Linked DNA regions of Mus musculus: all the other regions are linked to region 1. Evidence: chromatin loops called from intact Hi-C (ENCODE). Cell type or tissue: heart. All regions are shown on one strand. Region 1 overlaps Acyp2 (acylphosphatase 2, muscle type). Region 2 has its middle 67 kb from the start of 4930505A04Rik. Region 3 holds the start of Acyp2 (acylphosphatase 2, muscle type).

What was found. Hi-C counts contacts between places; a loop is a spot of excess contacts. Peaks named below come from ENCODE experiments on the same cell type or tissue, not always from the same donor. Only the 100,000 strongest peaks of a DNase experiment are listed, where the experiment ranks them.
Region 2: a loop joins it to region 1, with 3 times the contacts of the local background. A loop is called at or near these places in 2 of 42 quality-filtered maps.
Region 3: it touches region 1 in a loop (3-fold over the local background); 4 of 42 quality-filtered maps call a loop at or near these places.

The regions. Positions count from the first base shown.
Region 1 is chr11:30,514,892-30,522,891 of GRCm38, forward strand. All of the region lies in intron 3 of Acyp2 (acylphosphatase 2, muscle type), which reads right to left. Among named protein-coding and RNA genes, the nearest start is that of 4930505A04Rik, 47 kb to the left of the region's middle. In heart, a CTCF peak has its summit at 4,888 (motif pointing left); a DNase peak (open chromatin) is centred at 2,400.
Region 2 is chr11:30,401,136-30,409,135 of GRCm38, forward strand. No RefSeq gene overlaps it. Among named protein-coding and RNA genes, the nearest start is that of 4930505A04Rik, 67 kb to the right of the region's middle. In heart, a CTCF peak has its summit at 4,709; DNase peaks (open chromatin) are centred at 3,866 and 4,656; H3K27ac peaks cover 1,285 bases.
Region 3 is chr11:30,645,539-30,653,538 of GRCm38, forward strand. Acyp2 (acylphosphatase 2, muscle type) reads right to left here and starts at 3,858. Exons shown (of 4, transcript NM_029344.3): 1 at 3,763-3,858. The coding sequence starts at 3,841. In heart, a CTCF peak has its summit at 3,847; a DNase peak (open chromatin) is centred at 3,743; H3K4me3 peaks cover 1,504 bases; H3K27ac peaks cover 1,362 bases.

The DNA.
Region 1 (8,000 bases):
TAGAATACCCAAGATACAATTTGCAAAACACATGAAACTCAAGAAGGAAGACCAAAGTGTGGATACTTTGTTCCTTCTTAGAATGGGGAACAAAATACCTATGGAAGGAGTTATAGTGACAAAGTTTGGAGCTGATATGGAAGGAATGACCATCCAGAGACTGCCTCACCTGGGGATCCATCCCATAAACAACCACCAAACCCAGACACTATTGCATATGCCAGCAAGATTTTGCTGACAGGACCCTGATATAGCTGTCTCATATGAGGATATGCCAGTGCCTGGCAAATACAGAAGTGGATGCTTACAGTTATCTATTAAATGGAATACAGGGCCCACAATGAAGGAGCTAAAGAAAGTACTCAAGGAGCTAGAGGGGTCTGCAACTCTATAGGAGGAACAACAATATGAACTAACCAGTACCCCCCAGAGCTTGTGTCTCTAGGTGAATATGTAGCATCCCTATCAGGCCATCAAAGGGAAGAGAGGCTCTTGGTCTTGTGAAGATTATATGCCCCAGAACAGGGGAATGCCAGGGCCAGGAAGTGGGAGTGGGTGGCTTTGGGAGCAGAGCTTGGGGGAGGGTATAGGGGACTTTCTGGATAGCATTTGAAATGTAAATGGAGAAAATATCTAATAAGAAAATGTAAAAAAGAACCAAATAAAAAACCCCCCAAAACCAATATTTTATAAGAAAGCTCTATGATTTATAGCACAGTTTTTGTCTTTGAAACAGGATAATGTGTGTGTGTGTGTGTGTGTGTGTGTGTGTGTGTGTGTGTGGTGTGTGTGTGTGTGTACAGAAAACCAATCTATAATTAAAGGAACTCAGGACATTTCATGCTGTAAACTCAGGTTGAAAACTGCCCTATTAACCTACCATTGAGCAAAGTTACAGAAAGTAAAGTCTATGGAGAAATCACATACGGAAACAGCACCAGCAACACTGCCTCCCCTGTGTTTCAAGTGAGTATTACCTGCAGAAAGTAGGAGTGTGTGAGTTCCTAGGTGATGTGAAAACTGCTATCTAACTACTACCCTTGACTGAAACAAGGAGATGAAATTAAAGCACTAGAAAGCTAACATTAGCAATAATTCATAGCAGTTCTATTTCCTGGAACTCAAGTGGAATTATCCTTTCAGATATCTCTGAAGTGAAAAAGCAGACAGTAAGAAAAGACAGCAAATGAATTAGAAGCTAATGTGGTACTTGCCAATCTCAACCTTTTGAGCTAGCATTCATAGTGGAAAGACAGTGCATAACATTTGTGTTATTCTTGCTTATCAAACAGGCCTCTTTATTCAGTTATATGTGAATAAATATTTTATTATAAAAATAAATTTTTAAATAGTATTTTGATAACATGCCAAAAAATTTGTCCAGGAAACCCCAAATCATGCACAATTAACCTGAAACTAGATTCTTCATCTTTAAAAAGAGAGTCCTACTACTGTCATCACAGAGATCATGGAAAGGCTGAAGACCGTGTTTGGTTGTGAATCACTTAATCGAACATCTAGGTCACATAGTAGGCTCTTAATAAGTGTTACTGAAGTCAAGTGTCCACTGCCTTTTCTCATTTAGAAAGCTCTGGGATCTCCAGAGTTATGTACTTCTAGGGAAATTCCATCCCCAAGGCCCCCTAGTCTTGGCAGAAGCACTTCTCAGCTGTAGCGTAGACTGTCCTGTCACCCAGCATCTTCAAATTAGTAAGTCTGGGAAACTATCCTGGGATAATTCAGGTCAAAGTTCAAAATTCATGTAGATATCACTGACTGTAAAAGCCTAAATTACATTTGAAATCTTAAGTCCAAGGCAATTCAGGGAAATGTAGCTCCTAACTTTGTTGGGTCTGAAATAAAAGAACAGCAAAAGGAGTTTGGACTGGAAGTTGAGGAGGTAAACATACCGTGCTACTGTTGTTCAATAAAACCATATGCTATGGGATTCAGAAGTAGTAGATGTCTTTTGTTTGTTACTAGTGTTCAGTTTTTACTCTCTAATTTTGCCGGAGCCAGCTCCTCATATCTGAAGGAACTCCAGCATCGTTGAGTCAACTGAATAGAAGCAGAAACATACAGGTAAAGGAACTTCCAAATGCTGCTGGGACCAAGTAAAAAGTAAACTGAAGAGTGGTTTGTGAACCTTCGCAAGACAGCATTACTGATGCGGTTTGAGTGGAAACCAGGTTAGAACTGTTTGAGGGGTGATGGTGGAGCAAGAAATGGAGACAGCAAGAACAGACAAAGCTCCTGAGCTGTCTGACTATAGAAGGGGAGACACTGTAGAAGAAGAGACAGAACAGCTTCAGAGAGCTTCGGGGTTCTGCTGATGGCCAGTCCAGCCAGCCTAGATTTCGAATTCAATACCTTTGGATATCTCTGAACATCCTGTCCCAGAAGTGTACTGAGGAGGGCTGTATTAAGGACACACAGTTCAGTATGTTCTCTGTCCCAGATATGTTAAGATCTATTCCTACAGGAAGGAAGCCAAATGAAAAAATGAGTTGGCCAGACACTCTTGTATTTTTAACCTTTACCCTGACTTTTCCATTTTCCTCAAAAAAAATGCTCTTAAGCAAATTGAGGCTAATGCCATTAGCAGATGGAGGACTATTAGCCAGTTTAGAGTCAAGTGCAAGCCCACCCATAGCAGAGGTCCTACGGTAAGCATCTTTATGGACTTCTTCCTAGCTCTATTTTGTGCTCCTCCCTTATTTTCATTCTTAAGTATCCACTCTCTTGTTAGCAGCTTAATATGTTCTTACACATCATTTTAAAATCTATATGGAAGAAAACAACAGTATAATAGATATATAAAGATATGATCCCTTCCCCTTCCCTGATACTAATTCTGTAACTGTCTCAATGGAAACCACAGGTTATCTATAGACTTGTGTTTTATGACCAACTTTGCTAGAGACCCTTTTCCACTAAAGGAAGGAACACAATGTTCTTCTATCACAAAAACATGTAGTTTTAGGACAGTGGGCTCTGCAATCGCAATCCAGCTCTTGGTCCAGAAAGACTGGAGTCAGACTGGACTGATTCTCCGAGGGCTGTGCCTGTGTGCAAGCAGACGCATCCCCTTGGCAATCAATCACTCTGAAAACAGTTTGCAGACAAAGGAATCTCATGTCCTAACAGATAGTTTGTACAAAATCATTATGTGCATACTTACACTTTTATTTTCAATCATTCATTCAGCCCCACATGTGTCAAGCTAAATATGTCACATTCTGCCCCAAATGTGTCATAGTCAGCTCCAAATGCATGAAATAGTGAAAACACAATTTAAGCCCAGCATTGAGGCAAATACCCAGTTAACATGTGCTTCATTTCCAGGGAAACTTGGGTCTCCTGGGCAGAAATTATAAAGAAAAATACTAAAAATTTATAGCAAGATAATTTTAGCTTAGGATATTATAGCTTACTTTTAGACCTAGGATATAAATCAAGAAGCATATAAACAAAAACCATAAAAAGGATGCTTGCTTGCCTCTGTTACAACTCACTTATTCGAAAAAAGAAAATAATTAGCTTGTAGGGCCTAATTACTCTTTTATAACTTTTGTTTAAATACATTTAATTGAATTTGTCTAGAGAAAAAAAATACAGAACTTGAAGCATTTTCCACAATCATGTTGATTTTTCCATCAAAGCTCCTGGCTTTCTCACCAGGCATTCTAATTTGTAATAATACGGTCCTATTTTTCATTTTAGGCTTTACCCCATAGTTCCAGAGTCTAGAATTAACCCCTATATCACAAAACTGAGCACAGGAGCTTCTCCAAACCCTCCTATGACTTCTGTCACATACTCTCTTGCTGTTCTAGTTCTAAGATAAATTTTGTTTAGCCTCCACTATCAATTCATCTGTACCTGTCTTGGGTATTGTTCATCTCATAGCCTATTTACCCACATAGTTATTTATGTTCACATAAAACCTATGAATGATGCATCTGTGAACCATGCATTGTGCACTCTGGTACCACCATTGACATAGTTTATATATGCTACTTAATTTCAGATAAATTGAATTCATTTAGGTAAGAAGCTTTCTGAAACCGGAAGTGTGAGATTTTTGGGAATTGAAATCGAACCTTTTGTTTTAAGCTGTAACAACAAGGTTAATTATAACTGGACTCTGTGGTGCCAATGATCCTTCTTAGTGGGAGTTCTTTTTACTTTGCTGAGACCTTTGGCTTAATTCATCTCCCTCTTTACTCCCTGACTTAGCAGGAAAGCTTTAGATAGATGTATGCCCACTGAGTCCACTTGATTGTTCAGATCTATCACCTCTACCTGCTTCCATGCCTCTGCCCATTCTCATACCCCTTACCCAATGTGTTCTCTTGCATCCTAGAACCTGCCAGGATGTCAATAGTTATAGGTTGTTAGCCATCTGTACAGCCCATCAACTTTGGTTTGAATTTTATTTTCATGTCTCTCTTCTTTTTCATCCTTATCACACCCAAAGTCAAGCTCTTATCTGTTTGCCAGAAATACAAATTAAACTTGCTTCTGAGGCACAGAGAAGTCTTAGCAACTGCTGTGGAAGACTTGAAATTTGTCCCTTTCCTACCAGTGTTTGGCTCCATACATCTTTTATTGTTGGATCTCATTGAGTTGCAGTGAAGTCTCAGAAAGAAAGTAAAAACCAAAAATCACAATTTGTATATCATCTTTATTACAGTTAAAATTTATCTTAAAATAGCCACAAAAGATGTGTCAAATGCTTAATAAGAGTCATTAAAGGGGCTGGAGAGATGGCTCAGAGGTTAAAAGCACTGACTGCTTTTCCAGATGTCATGAGTTCAATTCCCTGCAACCACATGGTGACTCAAAACCATCTGTAATAGAATCTGATGCCCTCTTCTGGTGTGTCTGAAGACAGCTACAGTGTACTCATATAAATGTAATAAAGAAATCTTTTTTAAAAAAAGAGTTATTAAATACCTATTCTGTACTCTGTGTTAGGCAAACAAGGCAATCAGGAAGACTGCCTGTCTCCAGTGAACTCTAGTCTGATGGGAGAGACACATGATTATAATGTGGCAAGATGACACAATGACAAAGAATGCATGACATGTGGGATGCCTGGGAAGCATAAGTTTTGTTGGAAGACTTGTATATTGCGATGAAAACTTAGGAAAGGATAAATTAGACATTTGAAAACAAGGAGTATGCCTGGAGAATGTATGTTTGTAACCTCTTTAAAGTAATTTATCTACACAAGGATGGGAAAGGAGAATTGTGTAATCATTGAAGTTTCAGCTTTTTCTTACAGCAAGGATGCATGCTGTATAAATGTAAATGTAAGATATATAATAAGCAACATAGCAATTGTTTTATAAGCTACTGTAATATGTAGGTCTAAGGATATGCTTAATGTTGCATTTTATTGATTAAGTGCTAATTAATAAGAATTTATATTGTCAGAACTTACTTGCTCTTACCAAATGTTCTATTAGGCAAGCCAAGCAGAGCTGGATGTTTGTCATCAAGCAGAGTATGTTGACACTCCCATTTACATACACGGAACTCATTTAGTATGTTGGCTTTTATAGATCTGCTCCATCATTGTTGTGTTTGGTATTTCTTAGAAAGGTCAGTGTTCAATACTGAGGCCATCTATGCATTGACAGCTACCAGGTTTTCTGGCAGCACAGCCCTAAATGTGTTGAAATAAAACACAGAATTTGCCACTCTAAAAATATTCTATAATTTTAGGGAAAATTGAAAAAACTGTTTCTCTTGACTTAATATTGGAAACTAGAAGTCTAGTGGTTGTGTTCTCTTTTCTTTTCTTTTCTTTTTTTTTTTTAAAGAATTATTTGTTTATTGTATGTACATTTGTATACTGCAGCTGTCTTCAGACACACCAGAAGAAGGCATCAGATCCCATTACAGAGAGTTGTGAGCCACCATGTGGTTGCTGGGATTTGAACTCAGGACCTCTGGAAGAGCAGTCAGTGCTCTTAGCCGCTGAGCCATCTCTCCAGCCCCGTGTTCTCTTTTCAAAGTTAACAGCTGCAGAGACTTATCCATGTCAGTTCCCATGGTACTGTATCTTTTTTTTCTTAGTTCTGTGACAGGGCTGCATTTAGCCTCGGATGGCATGGAACTGACTATGAAGCTAAGGCTAAATTTCTGATTCTCTTGTTTCCACCTCTTAAGTGCTGCAGTCACAAGCATGCATCACCAGGATTTACAAAAAGCCTTACCTTAGTAAATACAGGGAGAGTGGCTACATTAAGCTCATCTAGTAGAGCTGGATCATTTCAAAGCACATTTGATTAGAGTACTTAGTAAAATCAAGTTATTTAGGAGAGGAAGTTCTGTTTTCTTCTTCATGTACTATCTTACAGAGAACTTTAAAATAATATTAAGGACAGTTAATATGGTTTAGAGAATTCTAGACCATTTCAGTGCAGGTTGCCATGGTGTTATTTTTTTTTTTAAATAGCTGAGCCCTGTTCTTTCTTTGGTACCATAAAATAACATTAAAAATATAAAACATGTCCATATTATAAATACCTTATTACTTAGATTTAATTAACATATTTTTCTTTTCCTGTGCTTAGACAAGAATGTTTAACCCATTGGAATATGGTAAACAAATTTTAGCAAGTAAAGCCAATTCTTTTTTTTTTTTTTCTTTTTCCTTTTTCCTTTTTCTTTCCCTGTAACATTGTTAGGTTGCTCTGAGTATTTCAGTTTGTCACATGACATTAAAAGCACCATACCCATGGAAGCAGAAACTGGACCTGAGATGTCACCCTCCTCTTTTGTGTCTATGTTAGATACTGCCCCTAGCCTCTATAATGTTTTAAATTCCCACATATAAAGTGGCTTATATAAAACAGATTGACTATTGCTCTATGCACTATCCATCCATTGGTGCAGGAACTCAATAGGAAAAAAAAAAAAGATATCCTAATGTTAGTTCATTTTCAACAAGAAATGGTTTAAATCCCCTGGGCTTTTCTTTTAGTTTAGAGAACAAAGGTTTTATGGTCTCAGTATGATGTTGATCTTTATAAAGCTCAAGAGATCTTTATAAAACTAAACATTTGTGTGCGCTGCAAGTTCTTGATTTTAGTTCTTAAAATAACTGCTGTAACTATTGGTGATACAGCTCTTCCTTCCCTGCTTTTATTGGCTAAGGATGAAATATGCTCAGGAGTATTCAGGCGTAAAGATGTAGCAATATCAAGTAATGATGCCTGAGATAAACTGTGTATCTCCTAGGCACTGTGTACCTTCCTTTGGATTTTTTTTTCATAACAGAAGAACATTCTAGGGTCTCAGGAGGTGGCAATAAGAACAAATTAAAATACGGAAAGTATGGCTGTTGTGATGAATTTGCAATCTTTAAGATATTTAGAATGCACATTTAACATCAGGATCAGTCTGTAAAAATTGGATTCTGTTATTGAACTATTTCATATATGCAGATTAGGAAGATGACGTGGCCCAGATAAACCATGTCAGAGGCATGACATAACCAGAATGTAGACTCTACCTGCTATTCAGGGCAAGCCATTTGTTCATAATTCAGTGTTTAGATAATTTTGGACACACTACTTAACCACTAAGACATCAAAGAGCTAGCATTGTTTGAAGGCAAGCACAGGGAGAATGCAGTCCTGAGATAGACTCAGGACTATCTGCTGTTGACTTACTAAGAAAGGAAGAGACACATGCTCCTAGAATAAGGACGCAGGTGAGCTGGCCTAGCTCCTCAATCATTTCCTAGTTTCTAACAGCCTCTAGCAAAATCCAAGGTCAATCTAGTTTCTAGGAAATAAAAAGTCTACCAGGTCACAGAAGTCTAGAGCCACAGCTATACACAGACACTTCACTATTCCATTTCTTATGGCTTCTTCAGACCTACCATGGGCAGGCTACACCTGTTAATACCTGTTTCTTCAACCCTGATATTTAATTATTTCAATACAATAGTAACAATACAATCATTGATCACTGATCACCAT
Region 2 (8,000 bases), 110 kb before region 1:
CTCATTGTGTCCTGGATTTCCTGGATGTTTTGAGTTAGGATCTTTTTGCATTTTGTATTTTCTTTGATTGTTGTGTTTATGTTCCCTATGGAATCTTCTGCACCTGAGATTCTCTCTTCCATCTCTTGTATTCTGTTGCTGATGCTCATATCTATGGTTCCTGATTTCTTTCCTAGGGTTTCTATCTCCAGAGTTGTCTCCATTTTGGTTTTCTTTATTGTTTCTACTTCCATTTTTAGATCCTGGATGGTTTTGTTCAATTCCATCATCTGTTTGGTAGTGGATTTTTTGTAACTCTCTAAGGGATTTTTGTGTTTCTTCTTTAAAGGCTTCTAGCTGTTACCTGTATTTTCCTGTATTTCCTTCTTAAAGTCCTCCATCATCATCATGAGAAGTGACTTTAGATCCATGTCTTGCCTTTCTGGTGGGAGAGTTTGGTTCTGATGATGCCAAGTACCCTTGGTTTCTGTTGCTTCTGTTCTTATGCTTGCCTTCTGCCATCTTATCTCATGTGCTTGCTGCCCTCAATATATCTGATTGTAGTCTGTCCTTCCTATAATCCCAGTTGATTCAGGACTCCTCTGAGTCCAGCTTTCCTTGAGATCCTTTGATTGTGGGCTCCTGTGAACCTGAGATTCTGGGTGTGTCAGAGTTATTGGCAGTCAAGCTCCTCTGAGACCCTGAAATACTTGTGTGACCCAGCTCCTGTTATCTTGGTATCCTGTTGTCCTAAGATCCTGGGCCTGTTACAGTGCCTGGAAATGGTATCTCCTTTGAAGACCATGGAGCTGTGTGGTCTGTTCAAAACCAAGGTAAACCAAAACTGATCAAAAGGAACCTGAGACTCTGGTCAGGAATGGCTCTGGTGTCCTTGTTCCTGTTTTCACAGGCCCATCACAATTGGATTGGAATTGATGTTGTGTTCCACTCACCAGTGATCCTAAGATCCCGTGGAGTGTCCTCTAGGGACAATGGGGGTGTCTGCGGACTCCGTGCCCAAGGTGACTCGGTGCTGGCGCCAACCGGAATGGACTCATCATCAAATATTTTATTAACTATTCTACTAAGCAAAAACTAGAATGGTTTTTGCTGACAAGGGAGAAACCAATGAAGAAGCTGCATTGAACTGTGAGCAAAGCAACATGAAAGGAAGAAAGTGAGGAAGACAGCAAGACACAGGAAGGGTGACAAGTATGTTTTATCATGGAATCTATGTGCAAAATTCAGCACTCTTACCTTGCCTTTATTTACCATATGAAAAAGAAAAAAGGATAATTACAAGTCTCCTGAATGCTTTATGTTGGAAAGGTGACTGACAGCAATCAAGTTCCATATTATATTTTTCCTGATGCACATTTAAAGTGAATATATATTCTTTTTATTCTCTATCTATCTATCTATCTATCTATCTATCTATCTATCTATCTCTCCCAGCATGTGCACATGGTAGGAAAGTACACTGCAACTGAGCTACATGTTCAGCTGATTAATTTATTTTAATGGGGATAAACTATGTTGTTATTGTGAAAGAACTTTACCACTCCTTGATAGTCAGTGCATACTTAGTTTTTTTCTAAGCAATATTGAATTGTGGCTTAAAATAATGAAATCTTTATGGTTCTATTTCCTCGTGATTGTTTTTCATATTGTTTCAAAGAAATGAGTCAGAGAATGTGAAGACACCCAATACTCTATGATCTTCCCATCCCTGCATAGGTTGCCCTGTTTGCAGACACATGCATATATCATACATGAATACACATGATGCATACAGACACAAACACAGCACAGACTGTTGCAGTTGCTCTTAGATGCCTATCAGAACTAGGATGGTGAGACTGACCTCGGCAATACACTTTGGTTGCAGGACATAAAGAAATCAAGCCAGAATTGAACTAGATGTTTCCTCCCTTTAGGATAGCTTTTGTAGTACCTCATGGTGCTATGAGAGAAGCTCTGGGAGAAAAGTCATCAGCAGTCTACCCAGCAGGGGCTCTCTTATGCGGTGATACTGACTTGCCAGACAAGATGTGCCCACTACTGTAATAGTGACATGACAATTATAGAGGAAATTAACTGCCCTCTGATTGGACTTGAGAACCACTCCAAAGGAGTTAATTCATGCCGATACTGTGAACATAGTCAAAAGTTCACAGCTAGGAAGGTGGGGGTAGGTAAGTGGATATTATTGCTAGATGGCTAAATGAACATGTTGTCAAACTTATTTATATTAAACATATATAAATAAGTGCTACCCACAACTTTAATCCTAGACATATTTATTTATTTATTTATTTACTTATTTACTTATTGCAGTAAATGATAGTGAATGCAGAGACTCATGGTTGGTCAAGGTGCTGAGAACTAGTCATTACTGAGTGCTCAGTCCTACATGGGGCATTTATATCATCCTTACTAAGGCTAAGGAAACATCATGGAAGAAGGGTAGAAATAATATAAGAGCTGGCTGGTGGGAAAGAAGGGCTATTATAGGGAGGGGGCTATGTTGGAGAGGAGAGCTATTTTCTGGGCATGACATGCTGTCACAATCATGAGTCCATAGCAGCTATGGTTGCTTACAATAGACCAGTGGCAGGCTGAGCTAGTCAGTGTTCAGTCATTGACAGAATAGAGGCTCATACCCTCCTTAAGGAACTTTATTGTTGGCTGCTGTTGATGGCTGCTAGGAGAGGATCATTATCTTCAGTGGTGTAGTCCTAATTGTCTTTCTATGCTTCAGTAGACAGATGCATGTCTATGTCCATGCTCACATAGACTTCTTTGGCTGCACTCAGTGGACAGCATAATAAATTAAAGCAAAGAGATATGAACATGAGAGGAGGACTGTAGGAAAGAGGACTGGTTAGTGAATGCAGGAGGGGGACAAAGAGGGTAAAAATGAGGGATGACTAGGTAGTCAGAGCTGGACAGTGGGCTACAAGAGCCTCTGTGGGCTTAGTACTTGGGTGGGCAAGATGAGAAGCCTGAACTAACTGGACCAGCACTGCTGGGTGAGAGACTCACATATGCCCTTTCCACCTCAGCAGCCTCAGGGGAGTAATTTCCCACAGAGTCTGTAAGAACATGTACTGAAAGCATGTAAAGTGACCTGACCTTAGAAGTCTTAAATGATTGTTTCTGACGGACTCTGCTGTTCTAAGCAGTCACAACACTTGCATGATTATAAAGGAGGCCCAAAGCCTCCATCATTCAGAAGTGTCAGAAAGTTCAGTGTTTTCAAGCTACCACAGTATGTGGGAATAAAGGAGAAGGACAGCTAAGAGATCCAAACAGACTTCAAAGGTCTCAGAAGCCAGCATTGGGCTAAGGAGGAGGGAGCCTGAGGTGAATTAGGACATGTTACACTGCTGGTGTGATGGAGTTTTGGATAGCTGACTTCACTGCCCCTCTTACCCACTGCCACATCTTAATGAGTACAAGAGTAAGCTACTTCACACGTTGATCAGGATTTTTGCCAAGATATAAGGCTTCTAATACAGCACCAGACATTGCCCCAGTGAATACACTTAAGCAAATTGTGTTTACAATGCACTTCCACACACATTAGCTCATTTATTTCTCACCGGACACATCTGTTGCAGCTGTTCAAATGACCATCGTGTAACAGATGAAGGACTGTGACCCTGAGAGGTCAGGTAACATTTTGAATGTCACACAGCTGGGGGCTGTGGATAGTGATAGTAATAGTGGAGGTTTGGAAACTTGTTTTTCTACTCTCACAGAGTCAACCCTTCCCATGGCTGTGCAGCTGCTTCGAAAATAGGAGCATGCTTTGAGACCACTCCTGTGCCCACCCACACTGTGGGACCAGGCTCCTGGCAAAACCACTGTATTGTTGACATTTCGGCTGTTCTCCCAGGAGATGCCACTGAAGCTGCCTCCACCCTCACCCACCATGGGCATGTCTGAAATGTATTAGCTGTGATAGCAGGTATGTGCCTGCAGGCACCCAGCTGCCATGCTGGAGATATAGAGACTGCTGCTTTTGTTCTGGAACAGAGGAGTGGGTATGACCTTTTCTCCATGGCTAAGAACAACACACAAGTCAGACACATCAAAGTACAGCTATTCTCTAGAAGAATATACCAGGCCCAGCTGTGCCTGCCCCAGACAGCTGCTTGAAATCCTGAAGAAGGACATGCCTGACTTTCCTGTGACCAGCAAAGCTCTTCTCACTTCCTGGGAGTTCCATCTCAGCCTTCCTCAATTTTCTGTTCTGGGAAGAGGGGTTCAAAATTTACAAGGAAATATTCAAACTGACATTTTTGCTTCCTGAACAGCCCTCAAAACTGACCAATATGAGAATAGTCATCAATTGACGCATCAGAGACTGCAAATGCCCAGAAAGGACTAGCATGTTTGCTGCTTCCGATTAAAGGTCATCCCTACCCCAGGCTCTGAGGAATTTTTTTCTGAATCCTGAAGAAGGAAAAGATCTAATTCCTGTCATAACATACTTCAGAAAGCAAGAGGCAGCCAGAAATTCTCAATCATCTGAGGGATCTTTGAAAATCCTGCTTTGGGTGGAGTGACATTTGCTAGCAATGACAACAGTGAGGTTGGCAGGCAGCCCTGGGTGCAGCCAGAGAAATCCAAGCATACTGTTTCTTTGGGGTCTGTATCTCAACACTTCCAGGAAGTTCCTGAGATCAGCGGGAACTCTGTCCTGGCTTGGGGAATCACCCCACCCCCAGGCTTCCTTTGCAACTCCACCACAACAGAACTTTGTTCTAAAAAGAGCCCAGTGGGGCCTCTTGACCTTGCCACAGCTAATGGGGAATCTGTGTGCAGAACCACTCACAGACAAGTTTACTTCGCTCCTTCCCAGTATAGAATGGGAGGAATAGGAGCCTTGAACAGTAAAACCAAGTCATTCCTATTAACTGTGATATGATAGGTCTGCATTTGCAATTTACTAGTTTTTACACATTTTAATCACTAAAAATGAGTAATATCCACAATACAACTTAAAAGGTTTTTCAAAGCATTTTTGGAATTAACAATGAATAATTTCCACAACACTCCTTCCTCCTATGAAAATGTAATTTCAACATAATAAAACTGTAGATGGCAATATACACATTGTAAGCTAACGTATGGAACTACTGCTCTGTGCTATGGTGAAGTCAACAACTCCGCTGGAAGCAAGGTGAAAGGACAAGCCACTCATCATTGTTCATGCAAGCAAACGTCCATGGCTCTCAAGAACTCTGGCATCATTTTCTGATTGGCACCAGGAGAAACATCAGCATGACATTGATGCACAAACTACCCAAGGGCCTGGGAAGGCAAATACTACATATTAGAAAAACAGAAAGCAAATGCACTTCAGGGGTATGCCTTTCCTGTCCTTCAAAACAGTGTTTCTCCAGAAGCAGAAAGTCATCGCTGTACTTTAAATAGCCATTTTAATTTGCCTATTAAATTTGCACAAAGAAGCTGTCCATGCATCTCTGTAGAGAAAATGCTTACTATGCAGCTGACACTGAGTTCAGTCTCGGGAATCGCAGAGCCCACTACACAAACTGTCCTGGCATCCACACATGTACGGTGGCAAGTTCGGGCCCACAGATATAAACACTAATGATAACTTAAAAGTTTTTCCATATGATCCTACTGTAAAGATGAAATAATTAAGTTCCATGTCTTCAGACTTGCCAATCTTACAGCATATCAAATCTACTGTCTTTTATTTTCTTAGAATTTATCAATCATAATTCTTGTTATTCTTATCAGCATTGCTACTACATTACTCTTGCATTGTGAATCAGAAACCAATGTTTAATAGAACACCCAAGATACAATTTGCAAAACAAGAAAATCAAGAAGAGGGAAGACTAATGGGTGGATACTTCATTCCTCCTTAGAATAGGGAACAAAATACCCATGAAAGGAGTTACAGAGACAAAGTTTGGAGCTAAGACAAAAGGCTGGACTATCCAGAGACTACCCCACCCATCCCATAATCAGCCACCAAACCCAGACACTATTGCATATGCCAGAAAGATTTTGCTGAAGGGACCCTGTTATAGTTGTCTCGTATGAGGCTATGCTAGTGCCTGGCAAATACAGAAGTGGATGCTCACAGTCAGCTATAAGATGGAACACAAGGCCCCCAATGGAGAAGCTAGAGAAAGCACCCAAGGAGCTGAAGGGGTCTGCAACCCTATAAGTGGAACAACAATATGAACTAACCAGTACCCCCAGAGCTCCTGTCTCTAGCTTCATGTGTATCAGAAGATTGCCTAGTTGGCCGTGGTTGGGAAGAGAGGCCCCTTGGTCTTGCAAACTTTATATGCCCCAGTACAGGGGAATGCCAGGGCCAAGAAGCTGTAGGGGAGTAGGGCAGAGAGAGGGTATAAGGAACTTTTGGGATACCATTTGAAATGTATATAAAGAAAATATCTAATAAAAAAAAAAGAGGAAGAGGAGGAGGAGGAGGAAGAGGAAGAAGAAGAAGAAGAGGAAGAAGAAGAAGAAGAAGAGGAAGAAGAAGAAGAAGAAGAAGAAGAAGAAGAAGAAGAAGAAGAAGAAGAAGAAGAAGAAGAAAAGAAGAAGAAGAAGAAGAAGACACTGAACCAAAGATACCAGCTGTCAGTTTCAGGACTTCTTGTTATTTAGGAAAGAAAAAAAGATCTTTTTAAATGCCATGTATATTTGAATTCTTCTATTTAAAGTATAGCTGAGAAAATCCATTAAAAATGTAGCCTTTAAAGTTAAGGTAACCTTACACTCATCAGTTATTAAATATCAGCTACAACCCTATATGAAGTCATAGACTCTATTGGAGAACCTACTACTACCAGATTCCTAAACAAGTATCATTTCTAACTGTACTCAAACTACTTATTCTTTTTTTTTCAATTAAGAACTTTTTTTTAAATTAGGTATTTTCCTCGTTTACATTTTCAATGCTATCCCAAAGGTCCCCCATACCCACCCCCCCAATCCCCTACCCACCAACTCCCCCTTTTTGGCCCTGGCGTTCCCCTGTACTGGGGCATATAAAGTTTGCAAGTCCAATGGGCCTCTCTTTGCAGTGATGGCCGACTAGGCCATCTTTCTATACATATGCAGCTAGAGTTAAGGGCTCCAGGGTACTGGTTAGTTCATAATGTTGTTCCACCTATAGGGTTGCAGATCCCTTTAGCTCCTTGAGTACTTTCTCTAGCTCCTCCATTGGGGGCCCTGTGATCCATCCAATAGCTGACTGTGAGCATTCACTTCTGTGTTTGCTAGGCCCCGGCATAGTCTCACAAGAGAGAGCTATATCTGGGTCCTTTCAGCAAAATCTTGTTAGTGTATGCAATGGTGTCAGCATTTGGAAGCTGATTATGGGATGGATCCCTGCACATGGCAATCACTAGATGGTCCATCCTTTCGTCACAGCTCCAAATTTTGTCTCTGTAACTCCTTCCATGGGTGTTTTGTTCCCATTTCTAAGAAAGGGTAAAGTGTCCACACTTTGGTCTTCGTTCTTCTTGAATTTCATGCGTTTGGCAAGTTGTATCTTATATCTTGGGTATCCTAAGTTTCTGGGCTAATATCCACTTATCAGTGAGTACATATTGTGAGAGTTCCTTTGTGATTGGGTTACTTCACTTAGGATGATACCCTCCAGGTCCATCCATTTGCCTAGGAATTTCATAAATTCATTTTTTTAATAGCTGAGTAGTATTCCGTTGTGTAAATGTACCACATTTTCTGTATCCATTCCTCTGTTGAGGGGCATCTGGGTTCTTTCCAGCTTCTGTCTATTATAAACAAGGCTGCTATGAACATAGTGGAGCATGTGTTCTTCTTACCGGTTGGGACATCTTCTGGATATATGCCCAGGAGAGGTATTGCGGGATCCTCCAGTAGTACTATGTCCAATTTTCTGAGGAACCGCCAGACTGATTTCCAGAGTGGTTGTACAAGCTTGCAATCCCACCAACAATGGAGGAGTGTTCCCCTTTCTCCACATCCTCGCCAGCATC
Region 3 (8,000 bases), 130 kb after region 1:
AAAACTGTGTGAACAGTCATATTCAACCTAAACCTCCACTCTAAGGAACTATATCAATAAACTCAGCTTGATTCAGATTTATGTTCATTCTACCATTATCCTTTACCCTTAAAACCCATTTCCACACATTACCAGATTCTGCTTGAATGAATTAGCAAACTCATTAAGCTCTTTAGTAATATAGCATACCTCTTTATGAACTATGCTCGCTACCTCTCCTCTAAGAGCCTGCTCTACTTAAGTCTAGTTATAGGTCTAGAGGCAACTATTGGTGGGCCTTGAAGAATACCAGTATTGCCTCTCCTGGCATTTCCTCCAAAGAAAGTCACTGCTGATTTAGCAGGCAATGAAGGATTAATTTCCTCACTCAAAGGAAGGGTATGGGTTGTGAAATCATCTTCTGCTGAGGATGGAGACACTACTTTCTCAAGTGAGATAAACCCTTGAGAATTCAAGGGTTCAAAGTTCTCAGCTTAATGGGGTCCTCCCACACATCGTCATCCAAAGCCACAGGATCCCATTCTTTACCAATCAAGGCCCTTACTTAAACACCAATACTCCTTCAAAGCTGGGACCTGTAATTCAGTTAACCTTATAATAAGGACCTCAGTTTGATTTTGTGAAACTTGAGTTCTGTAGCTGCTGGAGAGAAGAGTTTCTCCAGATCACATTTAGAAACCTTTAGTCTGTTTATGTGCATCTGGAGCTGGTCAATTTTATCACTGAGTGCATTGTTGTCCTTCACCATACTTGGAGATGCTAGGAGTTGCTTAATTTTATCACAGAGCTCATTCCTTTCCTTTATCAATCCAGAGATCTAGGAGCAACAACCAACATTGTCATTTTCCTTATTTTTCCATAGATTGTCAAAAGTTTTATATACAGAGTCATCAAATCCTTTACACCTTACAATTTGTGAATCAAGATAATCAAATGCATTTACCTCAATTTCGTAAAATAGGTCATACCATGGATTTTCATCTTTCTTCCAGGAGGAGCTTTAGTAATTATAGGTACTGGCAAATTGGAAAGCCTATTCTAGATACTTAAAAAAATTCATCCTTGGGCGGGAGAGATGGCTCGGTGGTTAAGAGCACTGACTGCTCTTCCAGAGGTCCTGAGTTCAATTCCCAGCAACCACATGGTGGCTCACAACCATCTGTAATGGGATCCCATGCCCTCTTCTGGTGTCTGAAGAGAGCAATTGTGTACTCATATACATAAAATAAATAAATGGGGCAGAGGTGAGCAGGGCCAAATCGAGAGAAAAAAAAAAACAACTCATCCTTATACTTCTATTGCCCTACAACCAATTCTAATACCAAAATCTGTATTAATCAGGATTCTCCAGAGTAACAGAATTTACAGAATGAGTCTATGTATATAGAAAGCAAATTTATTAGAATGACTTACAGGCTGTGGTCCAACAAGTCCAACAATGACTGCCTATGACTGAAAAGTCCAAGAATACAGTAGTTGCTCAGACCACAAGACTAGATGTCTCAGCTGGTCTTCAGTATACACCAGAATCACAAAGATCACAAAGAATCACTCTAATGCCAGTGAAGGAATGGACTTGCTAGCAGCCATTCGAAGGCAAGCAAGAAAAGACAGCAAGCTTCCTTCTTCCATGCCCTCCCTGAGAAGGCAAGGCCCAGATTAGAGGTGGGTGGGTGTTTCTACTCCAAAAAAATTGAATTAAAGATGTGTCTGATCATCTCAAAGATCAGGATTAGAAGTGAATCTTCCCACTTCAAATTAAGCAAAACACCTCTCAGGTATTCTCTCCATTTTTAGGTTTTAGTTAATTCCAAACATGGTCAGGTTACCAGAGTATCAAAAGTACTAACCAGGCTCAATACCACTTAGCCATGATTCCTAATATCCTTTCTAAAAGTACAGACTCATCAGTAACTTTTCAAATTTTCTGCTTACTCATGCAGTCTTTCCCACACCTGACCTAACAGTTGTCTGCTGTGATCTTCCTACGTCTCTTTCCACAGCAAATCTCTGAAACAAAGGCTCATTATAAACACACTTTCATCCATCCTTAATCTTACCCTGTATACATTGCCACAAAATGTAAAATATCAACAGAATATCAAAATAAAAAGATAATATTCTTCCTCCCCCTTTAGACAAGGATCCATTTTTAAAAATCCAGTTTTCCCACTTAGAAATAAATTTCCAATACAAACTCACATTTAAAATCTACTAATGGTTATCACTAAAGCTTATTGATAAAGGAAGTTAAGAAAAGTATCCCATAGTATCCCCCCACCCCATGCACACACACAACAGCACATCTGAGGTGGGATTGGGGATGGAGATAAAAGAAATTCTCATGCATACCAAACAATGGAATAAAATTATGTGGAGAAGGTAGAATGGAAATCCGACTCAAACAGGAAGTAATATCCTCGTTAAAGGGCACACGCCTTTAATCCCAGCACTTGGGAGACAGAGGCAGGAGGATTTCTGAGATCGAGGCCAGCCTGGTCTACAAAGTGAGTTCCAGGACAGCCAGGGCTATACAGAGAAACCGAGTCTCAAGCCCCCGCCCCACCCCCCAAAAAAGAGAAAAAATAAAGAGAAAAAGAAAAAGAAAGAGAAGGAGGAGGAGGAGGAGGAGGAGGAGGAGGAGGAGGAGGAGAAAGAGGAAAAGGAAAAGGGAAAGGGAAAGAGAAAGAGAAAGAGAAAAGAGAAAGAGAAAGAGAAAGAGAAAGAGAAAGAGAAAGAGAAAGAGAAAGAGAAAGAGAAAGAGAAAGAGAAAGAGAAAGAGAAGGAGAAGGAGAAGGAAAAGGAAAAGGAAAAAGAAAAAGAAAAAGAAAAAGAAAAAGAAAAAGAAAAAGAAAAAGAAAAAGAAAAAGAAAAAGAAAAAGAAAAAGAAAAAGAAAAAGAAAAAGAAAAAGAAAAAGAAAAAGAAAGGCATTATTTTTATGTTGAAGACCGGAACCTGCATTACAGGCTTATAAGGACTAGCTCGTCCTTGGTCTGGTACAGAGCAGAGCACCCATTCCAGGGCTTGGTGACTATTAAGCAAGCACTCTACTGAGCTACATTTCCAGTCTCAAAAAGTTTTCTTCTTTTAAATGGATGATATACATTAAATAGTTACAGTATTTATACGCCATTAGATAATTTTCTCAAGTGTATAGACCAGCCTGGTCTTGAACTCAAATATCCACCTTCTTCTGCATAAGGACTACATGCACTACTATGTCAAGTTGCGTTAGAAAAAATTAAAAGAATGTTTTAACGTTTTAAATTACAAATATAAAGATTTAAAGTAAGTCAGACATTATATTCTATGCATCTATTTAAGCTTATAATCAAACAAAAATTTTAAAACTTCACTTAAATGGCCTGGGAGTGTACTTCAGCAATCTAGTACGCAAATGTAAGACTGTGCATAAATATATAAGGTTCAATCTCCAAAACCCAGGAAGGAAAAATTGCTAGCTGGAGAGGGGCTACAACCTCTGACAAAGTAAATCACCCAGTATCATTCAGGTACCCTTGCTTTTCTGCCGCACTTAGGCGTCCCCCACCCCCATCCTATAGGCTTGCAGCGTCCTCTTCGGGAACCCAGGGTGACCTCCCTCCGCCCCGCGCTAGCCCGTTCTCCCCGCCCCGGGCTGCTGTGTCATGGCTGAGCGGAAGTCGCTGCCTCAGTGAGAAGAACCGTCCCTAAAATGGATGGCATAAGCTTCCTCCTCTCCCTCCCACGGCCTCGTCTTGGCATCCCAGGTCAGACCGTACCTTGCACTGTCCCGAACACTTCGTAGTCCACAGACTTGAGCAGCTCGGTCATGGCGGCCAGCCTTCTCCCGAGCAGCATTAGCTGGGTATGTGGCGCGGAGACTGCGACAGCCGCCAGGGGAGGAAGACTTATGGGCTCTGGGACCGACGCCCAGAAGCCAAGACAAGAGCGCGCTGGGTCATGCGTAAGAAGATGGCAGATGACCGTTGTACACAGTGAGGGCGACGGGACACCCGGCGCTCGGGCTCCCTAGCAGGGTGCTCCCTCTCTGCGTTCCCCAGGACCCGGTTCTCTAAAGAAAACGGAGGTCGGGCATGTGAGGGGATTAAACCAACTAATATCTACCCACCGACGTTTATTTGACACAAAAAAGGTTTTGTTTTGTTTTTTCTATAAGGATGAAAATAAGAGGGTGACTTGTTGAGAGGACAGAGCGGGTAAAGTCTAAGTGGGTAGAGATGAGAAGGATAATAGGGGGAAAATTACCAAAATTCATTATATGCAAGGATAAAATGTCAAAGAATTTTTAAGTTTTAGGTGATTTTATATAGGTACACTGTAAAGAATACATAGTATACCCATGGGTACACTGTAAGGAGATTAATTCAAGCTAATTAACTTTCATCTCTGATTTCATTTAAGATTTCAACGATTTTAAATATATATCATTCTTAACTATACTCACCATTGTGCAAATATATGATAATCTCCACTTCATATGAAGAAAATGTGTGCCCTTGAAACAATATCCCCATTTCCAACATCCTGAGGTGGACATTTGAAATGAAGGACCTGCTTAGCTTAGTGGCACAAAGGGTATTTGGTCAGTGTGCTGGCTAGTCTTGGCACAAGCTAGAGTAATCTTAGAGGAGAGAACCTCAAGTGAGAAAATGCCTCCATAAGATCTAGCCATAAGGCATTTTCTTAATTAGTGATTGATGGGGGGGTGGGGGAGGGAGCAGTGGAACCCAGCCAGTTGTGGGTGATGCCATCCCTAGTCCAGGGATCCTGGGTTCTATAAGAAAGCAGGCTGAGTAAGCCATGTGGAACAAGTCAGTAACCAGTCCCCACCCCCACCCCACCCCCCATGCCTCTACATCATCTCTAGGTTCCTGCCTTGTTTGAGTCCCTATCCTGATATGTACAGTGCTGTGGAGGTATAAGCCAAATAAACATTTTCCTCCCCCAAGCTGCTTTTTGGTCATTGTGTTTCATGGCAGCAATAAAAACCTTAACTAAGACAGACAATGAATCAATTCTGAAATGTTCTGACGGTGCCAAATCTGTGGTGATTCTGAGATAAAGTTAGGCTTGATCTTTTCATTCAGGCTGATGAATCTGAAAGGTGCCTTGTGGTGATTTGGCTAGCTTTGTTGCCCATACAGACTGTGTTTGAATACTTGGGCCCATGGGAAGTGGCATTATGAGGAGATATGGCCTTAGTGGAGAAAGTGTGTCCCTGTAGAGGCAGGGCTTTGAGGTCTCCTATGCTCAAGTTATGCCCAGTATGGAATCCTGTCACCTCTTAGTTACCTTCAGACAAAGATGTAGAATTCTCAGTTCCTCTGGCACCATGTGAGCCTGCGTGTTGCCATGCTTCTGGCCATGATAATGGACTAAATCTCTGAAATTGTAAACTAGCACCAATTAAATGTTTGCTTCCATAACAGTTGCCATGGTCATGACATCTCTTCACAGCAATAGAAATCCTAAGAAATACCTCAATCTCTATTATAACTAGATGTGATGCTGTGTAAGATGAGAATTTTTAACAATTTTATCTAATGCCAATGGAAACAGACTTACAGTCATTCTGTCTGTTGTTATACAGTTTTGTTTTCATGGTCTTGATTATTATTCAGAGATATTTCAATTGTCTGGGACAGTTAAAACAGGCTATATCTGAAGAACTGTATTTCCTAGTGAGCTATTTGAAGTCTTCTAGTAACCCATCACTTCAGATAATAAGGATAGAATTTTCAATAATCTGCCTTCTAAATTTCAAATACTTTTTTGTTTGTTTGTTTTTTTCAAGACAGGGTTTCTCTGTGTAGCCCTGGCTGTCCTGGAACTCACTCTGTAGATCAGGCTGGCCTTGAACTCAGAAATTCGACTGCCTCTGCCTCACAAGTGCTGGGATTAAAGGCGTGTGCCACCACGCCCAGCTTCAAATACTTTTATATTTGAGAATTTGCAATTCTCTATTTGTTGGCCTTAATACTTTTATATTTCTTTGCATCTGTGCATATTGAAGAATCTACTACCACTTAATTAAATACTTTGTGCCCTTTCTATCTGGGAACACACACACATACACACACACACAGAAAGAGAGAGAGAGAGAGAGAGAGAGAGAGAGAGAGAGAGAGAGAGAGAGAGAGAGAGAGAGAGAGATCAGGGCCAGACAAAGTGGCATACTCCTTTAATTCCAACTCTGGAGAGGCACAGGCAAGCTGATCTCTTGTGAGTATGAGGCCAGCCTAGTTTACATACTGAGATCCAGGCCAGCTAAGGCTACATGATGAGACCTTGTATCAAAATAGTTACTTTAAAACTTGGGCAGAGTGTGGTTAAATCATTTTTTTAAATAAGATATGTTCTAGAAGGGCTAGCCTGAATAAATTTACCTAATGAAGGTCTTGATATTGCAGAGACTTCTCTTCTTCTCATCTCCCAAGTTACTTCATGAAGACTATTGCTTTAAATTCTGCCCATTACATTCAGAACCGAATCTAAGGTGTCCAGCCTCCACTAGCCTGTAATTGTGTGCTTCCCCAAATCCTGAAGATGGCCCACTGCCACGAGTTCATAGTACAACATAATAAAATCTCTGAAACCTATGTTGCCTGGAATGCGCACCCACCTCCACCTACCACCCCACCCCACCCACTTCGTGTTCTCCCTGTGGTGCTCTGGAATGCCTCCGGGTGCGTCCAGATCTTCTCTGTGGTGCTCAGTGGTTAGATCTTGCCCTAGTCCTTCACTGCATTTTCCCCATTAGTTGTAGATCTTAAAAATCAATGACTGGGAAGGAGACATTTTCCTTTTCTTAATCAACCTTTAACTTCTGTCCACATTTACCCAGGAGTGTCTCTGCCAGCTATTATGTAGTTCTATTTTAACTTTAGAAGTGCTATAGCAACAACTGACATTTGCATAGCTAAAAAATGTACCGTCTGTCAACAGCTGAACATTGGTCAATAGAAATTTTTATGTACCATTTCAGCATGGATTGCTAATAAAATGTGATTCTAAGACTAGAATTTTAAGCAAATGTTTCTACTATTAAGAAATTTTAGCTGGGCAGTGGTGGTGCATGCCTTTAATCCCAGTATTCGGGAGGCAGAGGCAAGTGGATTTCTGAGTTGGAGGCCAGCCTGGCCTACAGAGTGAGCTCCAGGACAGCCAGGGCTACACAGAGAAACCCTGTCTCAAAAAAACAAAACAAAAAAGAAAGAAAGAAAGAAAGAAAGAAAGAAAGAAAGAAAGAAAGAAAGAAAGAAAGAAAGAAAGAAAGAAGAAATTTTAAATACGAAAGAATTAAAGAATTAGAAAAAAATTAGAAAATAAAATCAGTCATCCATGATCTTAACACATCTAATACATTTTCTTTCTGTCTCTCATATGTGTGTGTATACATATATATGTCTGTGCATGTATATATATGTATATATATACATGTGTGTATATATATAAATCCTTTCAGCAAGAACTCAACTATAACATGAATATAAAGCATACATGCTTTAAGTATGAACTGAATTTTTGTTCTGTTTTTCATATAATAGTCTTTCTAGTAAATAATTTTATGATATTAACTGTATATAACCATGAATTAACCTACAAAGCATCTGTTATTGCACATTTGGGCTGCTTTTCATTTTCACTATCATAAAAAATATTATGAAAAAACTATGTATGTAGCTTCCTTTCTTTCTCTTTAGCATAGTCAGAAGCTAGGTCTCACAGTGTAACCACCTTAGACTTTCAATCCTCCTGCCTCAGATGCTGAAAAAGTCTTTAACAAAATTTAACACCCCTTCATTGTAAAATGTCTTGGAGAGGTCAGGCATGCAAGGTGCACATCTAAACACAGTAAAGTTAATATACAAAAAATCAGTAGCCAACATAAAAATTAAATAAAATATTTCCATTAAAATCAGGGACAACATAAAGCTGTCTATTCTCTCAATTTCTCTTCAATATAGTACTAGAAGTTTGAGCCAGAGCAATAAGA